Linked DNA regions of Homo sapiens: region 1 is linked to region 2. Evidence: chromatin contacts called from ENCODE Hi-C or POLR2A ChIA-PET data. All regions are on one chromosome and are shown on one strand. Each heading gives the region's core, a stretch centred on a gene start or an enhancer-like site at or near the end of the contact. The rest is flanking DNA. Distances are from core to core; before and after follow the strand shown. Region 1 overlaps MICAL3 (microtubule associated monooxygenase, calponin and LIM domain containing 3). Region 2 overlaps SLC25A18 (solute carrier family 25 member 18).

Evidence for each region. A loop is a pair of places that touch in the nucleus more often than their neighbours do. ChIA-PET counts read pairs that join two places held with the same protein, here RNA polymerase II (POLR2A). Pooled maps may share reads with other maps.
Region 1: a loop to region 2 is called in a pooled map, with 2.5 times the contacts of the local background. The contact joins two enhancer-like sites. A Hi-C loop is called at or near these places in 1 of 50 pooled maps. POLR2A ChIA-PET finds 5 or more read pairs at or near these places in 3 of 52 experiments (MCF 10A, OCI-LY7 and RWPE1).

What each region holds. Positions count from the first base shown.
Region 1 is chr22:17,840,576-17,847,478 of GRCh38, forward strand. It overlaps MICAL3 (microtubule associated monooxygenase, calponin and LIM domain containing 3), which reads right to left. Exons shown (of 32, transcript NM_015241.3): 20 at 1,247-1,442. Among named protein-coding and RNA genes, the nearest start is that of LINC00528, 67 kb to the left of the region's middle. Within about 2 kb of position 5,440, at least 12 of the 41 ENCODE cell types and tissues checked have a DNase peak (open chromatin) inside an H3K27ac peak, as active enhancers do.
Region 2 is chr22:17,573,047-17,579,545 of GRCh38, forward strand. The region is part of intron 2 of SLC25A18 (solute carrier family 25 member 18); the gene reads left to right. Among named protein-coding and RNA genes, the nearest start is that of SLC25A18, 13 kb to the left of the region's middle. Within about 2 kb of position 5,250, at least 13 of the 41 ENCODE cell types and tissues checked have a DNase peak (open chromatin) inside an H3K27ac peak, as active enhancers do.

The DNA.
Region 1 (6,903 bases), core at 4,190-6,689, 270 kb after region 2:
GCCTCTCACAATTTATAAATTACAGTGGAGAAAATGGTGCTGACCCACACTCAGCCCAAGGTCAAGCCAGTAGCTCTGCTCAAGGGTTTATAAATGTGTTTTGACACACAGCATCTCTCACCCTCACTGCAGGGTCAGTGGAGAGAGAGAGTGGGCTCCCCCTCATCTGGGCACAGTGGGGAGAGTGGGGCCTCCATGGGTGCTCTGGATAGGGAAGCAGAGTTCTGGATGAGGATGCACCATCAGTGACAGCTTTGGAACTGCAGACACCAAGGCAGAGGCTGCCCCCGGCATGCACGGAGGAGCGGTCTGTGAGGCAGCCCAAGAATGAATCTAGGCAGAGGGTGTCTGACATGAGGGCTGAGGTGGCGGGTGCAGCTGAAAGCAGCTCGGCCCAGCAAACACCTTCTGGAAAGCGTTCTTGGACCTTAAAAAAACTGCTCTGCTCTCCTTATCCCCACATGTTCCCTTCATCATGGCTAAATCAAGGTGTGTGATTCAAATGCTCTCCAAGGCCACTTGAGGCCTCTGCCCCTCGGGTTTGCAGCCTGTGTTTCTGTCCTGAAGCCCCACAGGACACCGGACCCCCTTTTGATTCTTGGCTCTCTTGATCATCTGTAATCGGCTGAACACTTTGAAGCCTTCGCTGATACTGGAAGCCCTGGGGTGCAGGGCAGTGGATATAGGGAGTCCTAGGGTTATAGCATGCACATCCCCAAAGGTGTCACCCAGCTGGATGTGATTACAGCTCTGGAACTGCCTAAGCATGCATCCACTGGTGCTGCATGCGGCCCCTGGGGCACACATTTTCAGTCCCTTTCTTTACCTACAGGAGAAAAAAAGATGCCTGGGGGACGGACTAGGCCTCCCTCAAGACGGCCCGGTGCACTGGTGGCTGAATCACCCAGAGTCCCTCCCCGTGTGCCCGTCCTTCCCTCTGCTGAATCTGTGAATAACCCGGGGGCAGAGCCTGCCACTTTCCTTCCCAATGACAGACTTGGAGCTGGGGACATGTCAGGTCCTCAAGGAATAAATACTTCCTGAATCTCTGAATTGAGTCTGATGGAGGAGTCCTCACTGACTAGAAGATGAGGCTAAGAACCTAAAAGGGACTGGGGAGAATGGACTGCGGGCAGCAGGAAAGACAGGAGGCCTCCCTTCACTGAGAAGAAACCGAGACACACAGAGGTGAGGAGGCTCTTAGGGCCGTGTGGCGGGTGGGCGCCCTGCAGCCCTGCGTGCTGACCTGCTGGCGACGTCCTCCTCGGCGCCCGTGTCCAGCACGCTGCTCAGGTTGTGCTCGGCCTGAGTCTCCTCCGGTACCTCCTGCAGTGCCTCAGCCTGCCTCAGGGACAGGCGGTAGTTCTCCAGCTCGATCCGCTCTGGGGTGCCCCTCAGTCGCTTGGCGATGCTGGGCTCCTCCAGGCCGTTCACGCCTGAACCTGCGGGACAAGCACAGAAGCACTGCACTGAGGTCCAACCACAGACGGGGCGTGGGGGTGGGGGCTGACACCCAGGCTGCAGGCCCTCCTGCCAGAATGTGGGGCAGGACAAAGGTCAGAGCATTTGCAGAGTTGCCAGAGGCCAGAGAAGGACCCTGGCATGTGAGAGGGAATTTCACTCTGCAGGAGAAAGGAAGGTGGCCCTGTCTGCCCTCCAGGTCAGAGCGTTCTCTCTCCTTCATCACCCTGAACCCGGCCCCCAGAGGGGAGACGCAGTCTCCCCACAAGAGTGACTGGTGGTGAGGGGTGTGGGCCAGACCGCAGGCAGCCAGGAGCCAGGTGCCCCTGAAGCAGCCTTGCCTGAGAAGGGCATCCCCGGTGCAGTCTGCCCCAGGGATCCAGGCCCCCACCAGGTGCCTCCCCCAATGCCTGCCCCGGGATCCAAGTCCCCACCAGGCACGTGCCCCACCACTGAGGGGGCCTGGCCAGCTGCCTGAAGAACGTCTCATGCTGCGGATCTGTCTCCTCACAGTTAGATAAGGCACTTTCGGTTTCATAAGGCCACGTGGGCGATGCTGCCCCTACCGCAGCACCGCTGCTCAGAGGAAGGACACCAGGCCCGACCGCTCACAGAGGTGGCACCCAGGCCTCTCTGCGATGCACAGGCACACTTCCCCATCAGTCCTCCGTGGGCTTCTGAAGCCACGGGGTGCCCTGCCTGCGTCCTTTCACCCTGTGGTTTCAGCATCGTCGGCGATCTTGGCCGGAGTCCTTTGTGTGCACAGGGCGTCACACCAGGTGATTTTAAAATCCCATCACTCTGGCTGGGTGCGGTGGCTCACGCCTGTAATCCCAGCACTTGGGGAGGCCGATGCAGGTGGATCACGAGGTCAGCAGATCAAGGCCATCCTGGCTAACACAGTGAGACCCCATCTCTACTAAAAATACAAAAAATTAACCAGGCACGGTGGCGGGCGCCTGTAGTCCCAGCTACTCGGGAGGCTGAAGCAGGAGAATGGTGTGAACCTGGGAGGCGGAGCTTGCAGTGAACCGAGATTGCGCCACTGCACTCCAGCCTGGGTGACAAAGCGAGACTTCATCTCAAAAAAAAAAAAAAAAAAAAAAATCCCATCACTCCTCCTCCACTACCATTCTTTGGTAAAGAAGCACTTTTCCCATTTTTAACTTTATACTTTCAAGTACTGCTATGGACTCGGATTTTTGAAAATGTGTTTTACAACTGTGCTTTGGTCTCCTTTAACATGGAACAGTTCTGCTGCCTCCCTTATCATCACCACTATTCTCTGTTGACGTCCCTTGTCCTCCTGATCCTGGTCAGAGGAGGCTGTCATGAGTCCTCTGGTGTGTCCCCTGTAATGTGAGTAGCACCGGGTCCAGGTGGAGGCGGGCAACCCCAGGTCAGATTTCCTCATCTTCCAGATGCCTGGCTCCACCAGTAGTTGGCTGAAGGGTCTTAGAAAATTTACAGAACTCCTCAGAGCTCGTTTCCTGATAGATAAATGATGGCACCACCCACCTCCCAGAGCCGTCATGGACACCGAGTGACACGATGCACACATACTCATGTGGGGGTGCGTGTTGACCCTGCACCCCACACACACGGTCACCTTCCTCTTCCACTTAACGCCTGCCACCTGGGGAGTGCCCAGGAAACATGAGTGAAGCAGCAAGTCTGGTGTCCAGTAATATTTCCCCACCACTGTGTGCATACTCCTGGAAAGCTGCATCCACAGGCTCTGGAGAGCGAACAGTCGTTACTGAGAAACAGGGCTGAGGCACAGTGCCATGTGGTAGCAGCCTGGTGTTACCAGACATTTTTTTTTTTTGAGACGGAGTCTCGCTCTGTCGCCCAGGCTGGAGTGCAGTGGCACGATCTCTGCTCACTGCAACCTCCGCCTCCCAGGTTCACGCCATTCTCCTGCCTCAGCCTCCCGAGTAGCTGGGACTACGGGCGCCTGCCACAGCACCCGGCTAGTTTTTTTGTATTTTTAGTAGAGACGGGTTTCACCATGTTAGCCAGGATGGTCTCAATCTCCTGACCTCGTGATCCGCCCGCCTCGGCCTCCCAAAGTGCTGGGATTACAAGCGGGAGCCACCATGCCCGGCTGTGTTACCAGACCTTCAAGGAGGCAGAGAAGGGGCAGAGGTGCTGGAGGGAGCAGGTCATGACTGGGCTGGCATCCTGGCTGGGCAGGTCACCGATTCCTGCAACATTCTAAGCTCTAGGAGACAACGCTGGGTTTTGGCATGCCACATCATACAAGCCAGTGTTGAGAGACAGGTGGTCCATCAGGCAAAACCTGGCTAAAGGAAAGCGGCAGGTGATTCAGCAATTTTTGTAGCACGACAGGTTGTGCACAAAGTGTTTTCTGAAGGCCTGCACTTCTGTTGTGTGCAGTGTTTGAACGTCTTTGTGGCAGCCTCAGACAGAGCTTTTAATGAACCCTGGTAGTCACAGGATAAGGTCTTGGCACATCTGTTGGAATTACTGGCATCCTCCACCAAATAGCATCTTTCGAATTCACTAGAGAATCTTTACTAACAAAGCAAGATCCAGTGGCGTATTCACATACAAATTCAGGTAATGGTGTGATGAAGGGGCAAAACACGAATACTTGAGTTCACTTGTGCCCTGTACACGTGCCCACTTGTTTTAGCCTTTGCATCCTTGCTGGGGGACCTTTTTAAACATCATGCTCCATTCTTCAACACCGAGCTCAGGGCACAAAAAGAATATGCTATGATGCTGGGCTAGGGCATCTTGAAGATGAGGAAATGTGGACTAGAGGTAATGGCAGAAAAGAGGCAGAGGGCAATCCTGATAGATCCGGCCTCAAGTTTCTCCAAACCTGCCCTCCCAGGCCTGGGACAGCAAAGGCCCTAACTGCACTAGCTCATCATTCCCAAATACCAGTCTTCCCATCCCTTCCTTCTCCTCATCAAAATCCATGGCGGCCACCCCATAATGAACAGGGGAGGGCTGAGGATACACTGTCTGTGGCGCCATTTGATTCTTTCCATCATTTATTTTTGACAACTGCCATTCAATGGAAAGCAGATGAGAAAGGGAGATAAAGTCAAGCAACTACCCAAGAATCAGCTTTCTGGGAATTCCATAAATACGGAACAAAAAGTGGTATTTCTTTTAGATGGGAGAAGAAAAACAGGATAAGAACTATCACTTCAGGGAAACAAACAACTAACAGCCATCAATTCAGAGGGAAGTGATTTTACAGTAGAGTGAACGAAACTTGGGAAGGAAAACATCCAAGAGGCGTCTGTTTGACGTGGGTAACGTGGGGAACGCATACTGTCTGGCAAGAATTCTACTAGGACCACGGGAAACAAAGCAGATTAAAACACTCTCTACTCTAAAAGAGCTTCAGTAGCACCTGGGAGAGGGCCCTGCAGGAATCCTTTCGGTACGACGTGTCAAGTACCATGAGCCACGTATGCACTCATGGGAGAACATAGAGAGAGTGAGTCAGCACACCTGGCAGAGTCAAGAAAGGTGTTCTGGAGGCATATGGAGTTAGCCGGCTGCAAAAAAAAAACATTCTGTGAGGTAGGCACTATCATTTGCAAATGAAGTAACTGAAGTTCAGGTCACACAGCTAGTGAGCCCTGGAGCCAAGATCTGAACATGAGGAGGAAAGGCATCACTCAGGAGATCACCATGCTGTCCCAAGACTTACAACAAGAAGAAAAACCAGGCACATGTTCGCAACAGCCCTATCTGCCTTCCCCTTTGGGCATCTTCACCATTGTCTCCTCCCCACTGTAATTTTCTAGGTGAGGGACACAGCACTTCATGAAAGCTTCTTGGAGCAGAGAATCTGGCATCTGGAATGACAGACACTCAGTCTTCCCACTGTTATTGCCCTGGAGATTCTGCAAATCCCGCAGACTAATGGGTTGTCAGGCAACAGAACTTGGCAGTCCAAGCCCAGGGCCAGAGCTCTGGAAGGGGAAATGCTGATTTAATTTTGGGCTTGGCTACAACCAACAAAAAAGAAACCAGAAGCACTGGGAACTGTTCAGATCCTTCACACGCCAGTCCCTGGAGAAAGCCTGCAGAAATGCTGTGCTGGGGACGGTGGAAAAGGGGAGCTGGGAGGCAGCAGTTGCCTCTCCTGTGCCAGACCCACCAGGCCATTGAGCCAGGTCCACACAGAGCTCCAGCTCACCCTGTGGAGAGACAAGGACACGGAAGCACACTGGCAGGCCATTGCCGGGGGTTCAGTGTTTCCAAAGGGAAGGTGGTACTCAGAGGACACTGGGCAAGGACCCCAAACTCACCAACTGCCAAAATATGCTCCACATTCCCAGCCCTTCACCTCAAAATACCATGGGAAATTAAAAAAAAAACCACACGCACAAACACATCGGAACAATCAGCATCCTTGATTCTCTGTCCTGAGCAAGGGGCTTTCTGTCAGATGAATCAGGCGGTGATGAGAAACCAAGATAGTGAGAGCGGTAACAGCAGGGGCCTGGGCAGCGAAGACAGCCCTGTGACCTCCTCCCTCATCAACTAATGGCAGAACCCAGGAGGAGAGAGCAGGAGTGCAGATGTAAACAAGCGCTTTGCAAGGTGCTGGATTGCCAAGCCGAAGTGCACCCCGCCTGTCGGGCTAGCTGGCCCTACCTCCCGCCCTCTACTCCACATGCCTTAGTGCAACAACAGCCCAACAGGGACTTTCCAGCTTAAAGCGGGATGAAAGATCTGCAATAATTTCCAAGGCCAAGTCTTCACTAAGTCAGGGCAGGCAGCTCTCAGGTCACAGGGAGGCCAATTACAGCCCCACACATACCACAAGGAAACAGCTCCCAGGATCTGGGCCATATCCTAAATAGGAAAGAGGCTCTGGGCCGCACCTCAGGTTCTGCTTTGGAAGAGTCACTGCCTGCATGAGCTCCACACATCATTCTGGAAGAAACGTTTCTCCTAACAGGACAACCTGCTCTCGGCTGCTGGGCAAGAGCTGGCAGGGGGCTTTATTTGCTTCCACCTGACTCCTGGAGAGGCATCGGCGGGTGCAGAGGATACTAAGAGGCAGGGTCTTCCCAGGGCCTCAGCAGGCAGCTCCTCTTCCTCCTCCCTGCAGTGGTGGCAAAGCCCCCCTGTACTCGGCACAGCAGCTGCTGAAGACACTTCAGGGCTCCGCGCCGCTGAGAAGGGTGTCGCGTAGGAAATCAGGATGTCAAGGGCCTCTTCTGCCTCTTTCTGGCCTGTCCTCCCACTTCTTTTTCCTTTCCTTCTTTATGAGCTTGGGAAAGTTTGAATGGAATCCGAGTCTGACAAGGACTGAAAGAAAGGTGCTGTGTACACAGACTGATTCCCATCCTGTTTCCCATGTCTGTAAGTAGGATGGCTGCAGGGGTTCATTCATCCAATCACTGATTCAACAAATGTTTCTTCACCACCTGCTTCCAGCCA
Region 2 (6,499 bases), core at 4,000-6,499:
AGGCTGCAGTGAGCCAAGATCACGCCACTGCACTCTAGCCTGGGCAACAGAGTGAGACCTTTTACAGTTTTCTGTACCTTCTGGATTTTCTACTATTTTTTCTATTACTTTAAGCACTTTAAGAAAGGGAGCAGATGTTCATTAGTAACAAAAAGTCATGGATCATTCCTGTTAGCTCATTATTTTCTAGCAAAACAGACAGGGTGGGCCACAGGTTAGTTCTGGTGGTGGGATTCAGGCAGGGGTGGCCGGAGTAGCCTCTGAATGCTGCTGAGTGGTGAGATCAGTTGACAGTGCTGCACCTCCTCTCTGACTTCCTCCCCACTTCCCCCCAAAACCTGTCTGCTTCTGACTCTACACCAGAACCATCCTTAGCCACCTCCACGTTTGAAAAATAGAGTCTGGAGTGGTGAGGAGGTAGGACTCAGTATCTGGAAATACTCCTGGAAATGGGGCACCTGGGGGCTGGAGGACTAGCCCAAGGCCAGCCACGGCAGCATGGTGTCTACAGCTGAGGTGTTCTTTCTGTCAAGCCGGTGTGCCTGCTGGCTGACTTCCTTCCCACAGTGCTGAGGAGAGAGTTCCCGAAGCCCCACTGACCCCATCTCTCTCCTTCCCTGCAGGCAGCTTCGGTTCCTAACTTGCATCCTTCATTCCTCACCTCAGAGCTGAGACAGCTCCATGGTTCTCTGCGGTTCAGCCCTGGACAGTCACCAAGGCTCTCTACAAAGTTCTCTCCCAGTAACCCTTGTTCTCTACCCCTTCTCCCTAATCCCTCCCTCTCCACTTCATTGTTTTACTCTGAAGGGTCTCCTAATTGGCCTCTCACTGACTCCCCTCAACCCATTCTTCCAGAATAACTGTCCTCATACTACATTCAATGTGGTATTTTCCCCCTTAAAAGCATTCAGTGTGGCTCACGCCTGTAATCCCGACACTTCGGGAGGTGGAGGTGTGCGGATCAGCTGAGCTCAGGAGTTCAAGACCAGTCTGGGCAACATGGCAAAACCCATCTCTACAAAAATTTTTTTTAAAAAAATAGCCTGACATGGTGTCATACACCTATGGTCCCAACTCCTTGGGAGGCTGAGGTGGGAGGATCGCTTGAGCCTGGGAAGCAGAGGTTGCAGTGAGCTGAGATTGCGCCACGGCGCTCCACCCTGGGCAACAGAGCCAGATCTTGTCCCCTGAAAAAAAGAAGTATTCAGTGTTTTGTTACTGCCTACAGGATCACATTTAAAAATTCACTTTTCATGTTGTGAAAATGCCAATCAAAAAGAAAACAAAAAAATTCCCTTTTAGGAGGGCACATGCTGTCTCTAGCCACCCAGGCTCCCCACGTGTGGCCTAACCTGCCTTTGCAGCCTCCTTCCCACAGTTCTGTTCCCTGAACCCTCTGCTCACACCAAGCCCACATCCAGGGTCTGCACGCCCCACCTTCTGCTTTTAAATGCTTCCTTATTCTTTTTTTTTTTTATTTTTTTTTTTGAGATGGAGTCTTGCTCTGTCGCCCAGGCTAGAGTGCAATGGCGTCGTTTCGGCTCACTGCAATCACCACCTCCCGGGTTCAAGCGATTCTCCTGCGTCAGCCTCCCGAGCAGTTGGGATTACAGGCACGTGCCATCACGTCTCGCCTGACTGATTTTTGTGTTTTTAGTAGAGACGGAGTTTCACTATGTTGGCCAGGCTGGTCTCGAACTCCTGACCTCCTGATCCACCCACCCTCGGCCTCCCAGAATGCTGGTATCACAGGCGTGAGCCACTGTGCCTGGCCAATGTTCCCTTTATTATTATTATTATTATTATTTATATATGTATTTTTTGAGATGGAGTCTCGCTCTGTCGCCCAGGCTAGAGTGCAGTGGTGCGATCTCAACTCACTGCAACCTCCGCCTCCCAGGTTCAAGCGATTCTCCTGCCTCAGCCTTCTGAGTACCTGGGATTACAGACATGCATCACCACGCCCAGCTAATTGTTACATTTTTAGTAGAGACCGGGTTTCACCACATTGGCCAGGCTAGTCTCAAACTCGTGACCTCAGGTGATCCACCTGCCTCGGCCTCCCACAGTGCTGGGATTACAGGTGTGAGCCACTGTGCCCCGTGCTCTCTTATTCTTTAAGTCCCACTTCTCCAAGCCAGCCCTTAGTGACTCTGCACACCTCTGAGCCTTTCAGCACGCACTGTCTAAGCCGCTCAGTTGCCATTAAATGGAATGTGAGGGTTTTAAAAATGTATTTATTAAGCACTCTTTGGTTACCAAGTTACAGAACTCTACTATCTTAAGACAATAAGTCACCTCATTAGAAGCATAGTGGGAGACCCTTTTTGTGGTCAAGGTCAGGAATAAAGTGGATCGCTGTGCAGTAATAAGGCAGAAGTCTCTCCCGCCTTGCATCATCTCTGCGGGTCTGCTTTATTTATCTCTGTTTCCTCAATCATGTGACAAGTTTGCTGATGGGCCCCAAGTTTTATCTGTTACAGGTAAAATGCCCCTAAAAGAGGCTGCATACACTTTAAAAATTCCTATGGAAGGGGTTGAATCATTCAGCTTAAGTCAGGTCTCCATCCTTACACAGTGAACAGTAGCCAGGGGATGGAGTTCCAGGGACGTGGCAGTTCCCAGTGCAACTAACCCGGAATAGCAAGGGGGAAAGGGCAAGTCCTAGAATGGGGTATGCTCACCCACTGCATTCCACCTTTTGACACTAAGAACATGCAAACATGCTATTTCCCGTGTATCAAATTTCTTCTTCTCAATATGATTCAGTTATCACATGTAAATTGTGAATGCACTTGTCTTCCCAGTGCACAGTGACACAATGTCATGGCCAGATGCTGCATCCCAAGGCGGTGACAGGGAGCCTCTGTCTTCCAGCTGGCTGCTTTTCTAGTCCTTTCCCACTTTGTTTCCAAAGAGTTCCAGATGTGTTTTCTCATTGTTCTGCATCCCAGCACTTAGATGATCTTTTCTACCCCAATACCCCCTACACCCTCTAAATTCCTTCAGAAAAGAAGGTAGAGGAGGCCGGGCATGGTGGCTCATGCCTGTAATCCCAGCACTTTGGGAGGCTGAGGCGGGCAGATCAGGAGGTGAGGAGATGGAGACCATCTTGGCCAACATGGTGAAACCCCATCTCTACTAAAAATACAAAAATTAGCCATTCGTGGTGGTGTGAGCCTGTAGTCCCAGCTACTCAGGAGGCTGAGGCAGGAGAATAGCTTGAACCCAGGAGGCGGAGGTTACACAGTGAGCCAAGATCGCACCACTGCACTCCAGCCTGGACGACAGAGTGAGACTCCGTCTCAAAAAAAAAAAGAAAAAAAAAAGAAGTCTATTCCCATCAGTGCCGGAACCAGTAGGAATTCAATTCTGTGGAGGGCAAGGCCTTGCTTTGTTCCCCAGCTGTGTCCCTGCTGCTTAGAACTGCAAATGGCATACAGTAATCACTCAACAAATATCTGTAGCGTGACTAACACTTAGGCTTGTGGGTTGCCTTGGGGGGCAGTTATCGGCCCTGGTGCCAGGTTTGGGGTTTTCATGGTGCTATGACTCCTTTCATACCTTGCCTGGCTAATGGTTTCGCCTTTGTTGCCTGTTACTAATGCATTTACTGCTGCCAGGAATCTTGTCAAGTCATAGGCTTTGATTAGCATAGGCCTGCGAAAGGGAACTTCCGGGGCTGGAACTGCAGCAGCTTGGTACAGCCTCAGGGTAGGGAGGCTCACCCTCCAGCCAAGTGCTCTCCGTGGGTGGAAACATTATCACATCTGTTAGCTATGCTATGGAGTGGCCCTGGGATTAGGGTGTCCCTAATTTCTCTGGCATCTGTTAAATACCCCTATTCCAGTAGCCCAGGCTGGAGTGCAGTGGCGTGATCTTGGCTCACTGCAACCTCCGCCTCCTGGGTTCAAGCGATTCTCCTGCCTCAGCCTCCCAGGTAGCTGGGATTATAGGTGCCCATCACCGCACCTGGCTAATTTTTTTGGGGTGGGGGACAGAGTCTCACTGTGTCACCCAGGCTGGAGTGCAGTGGCACCATCTCGGCTCACTGCAAGCTCCGCCTCCCGGGTTCACGCCATTCTCCTACCTCAGACTCCCAAGTAGCTGGGACGACAGGCGCCCACCACCACACCCGGCCAATTTTTTGTATTTTTAGTAGAGACGGGGTTTCACCATGTTAGCCAGGATGGTCTCGATCTCCTGGCCCTGTGATCCGCCCGCCTCAGCCTCCCAAAGTGCTGGGATTATAGGCGTGAGCCTCCAAGCCCAGCTAATTTTTTGTATTTTTAGTAGAGATGGGGTTTCTCCATGTTGGTCAGGCTGTTCTCAAACTCCTGACGTCAGGTGATCCGCCCGCCTCAGCCTCCCAAAGTGCTGAGATTATAGGTGTGAGCCACCGCACCCGGCCCACAGTTTCTAAAGTAGTAATTTAGTTCTAGAAACAGCAGGGAATATGATTATAAGAGCAGTCACAATGTTCTCAATTATTGGACTCCCTGGCTTCAGACAGAAACAGTTGTGTCCTGTCTATTTTTTTTTTTTTTTTTTTGAGATGGAGGCTCGCTGTGTCACCCAGGCTGGAGTGCAGTGGTGCGATCTCGGCTCCCTGCAAGTTCTGCCTCCCAGGTTCATGCCATTCTCCTGCCTCAGCCTCCTGAGTAGCTGGGACTACATGCGCACACCACCATTCCCCGCTAATTTTTGTGTTTTTAGTAGAGATGGAGTTTCACTATGTTGGCCAGGCTGGTCTCGAACTCCTGACCTTGTGATCCTCCCGCCACCATGCCCAGCCAATTTTTATATTTTTAGTAGAGACGGGGTTTCACCATGTTGCCCAGACTGGTCTCGAACTCCTGACCTCAGGTGATCTGCCGTCCTCAGCCTTCCAAAGTGTTGGGATTACAGGCATGAGCCACTGCGCCCTGCTTCTTTTTTTTTTTTTCTTCTTTGGGGGGCATAGGGTTTCGCTCTGTTGCCCAGGCTGGAGTGTAGTGGTGTGATCTTGACTCACTGCAACCTCCACCTCCTGGCCTCAAATAATCCTCCCATCTCAGCCTCCTGAGTAGCTGGGCCACCATGGCCAGCTAATTTTTTGTATTTTTGTAAAGACGGGGTTTCACTATGTTGCCCAGGCTGGTCTTGAACTCCTGGGCTCAGGCGATCCACCCGCCTCAGCCTCCCAAAGTGTTGGAATTACAGGCGTGAGCCACTGTTCCCGGCCAAACTTAAGTCCTTGAGAACTAGAATGTGTATTTTGTTCACTACTATGTCACCAGACCTGGAGCAGTGCCCAGCACTCAGCAAATGTCTTCCTGAATGGATTAGTGTAGCACCAAGAGAAAGACTAATGTCTCCCCCACCCCTCCTCTCTTTTCTTACCCAAAACAAAATAGCTGGAGACAGCAAAGAATTGCTGGCAACCAGTCTCTCAATTGCTGGAGAGCAGTGAGGAGTGCAGGAGAGCTGGGGACCCTAAAGCAGCTTCAGGGCACCGGAGAGAAGAGGCTCCTCAGAGCCTGGGCCAGCCTGTGCCCAAGCAGAGAGCGTCCGGAGAGCTGCTCCTGACACCACTCCTCTGGGGTTAAAGCAGCCTCACTCTGGCCAGGCATGGTGGCTCACACCTGTAATCCCAGCACTTTGGGAGCCTGAGGCGAGTGGATCACCTGAGGTCGGAAAAAATACAAAAATAAAAATACAAAAATTCGCCCGGTGTGGTGGCACATGCCTGTAATCCTAGCTACTCCAGAGGCTAAGGCAGGAGACTGGTGTGAACCTGGGAGGCAGAGGTTGCAGTGAGCTGAGATCGTGCCATTGCACTCCAGCCTGGGCAACAAGAGCGAAACTCCATCTCAAAAAAATAGCAGGCCCCCTCCTCAGAAGCTGTCATAATTGTTGTAGCTTCCACTTGTCAATTAGGAATATAATGTAGTTTGGTTTCTCAACAAGATCACATGAATTTCAGAAAACACAGTTTAATAGCCAAAAAGTAACTATGGAGCATCTTAAGTGGGTTTTTTGTTTGTTTGTTTGTTTGTTTGTTTGTTTGTTTGTTTGTTTTTGAGACAGTCTTGATCTGTCGCCCAGGCTGGAGTGCAGTGGTGTGATCTCGGCTCCACCACAACCTCTGTCTCCTGGATTCAAGCAATCTCCTACCTCAGCCCCCCAGGTAGCTGGGATTACTAGCCCACCACCACACCCAGCTAATTTTTGCATTTTTAGTAGAGATGGAGTTTCACCACGTTGCCCAGGCTGGTCTCGAACTCCTGAGCTCAGGCAATCCGCCCGCCTCGGCCTCCCAAAGTGTTAGGATTACAGGCATGAGCCACCACGCCCGGCCATCTTAAGTATTTTATTGTAGTCCTTGGACACCAAGAGAGGGATTCCTAGTTCATAGCAACTCCTCTTAAAATCCTTTCCATCCCTTCTGCTTCCTCCAGTGCCACTCCCATGCCTCTGTCCAAAATGCCCCAGACATCCTTTCCTCCAGCCTCAGCAG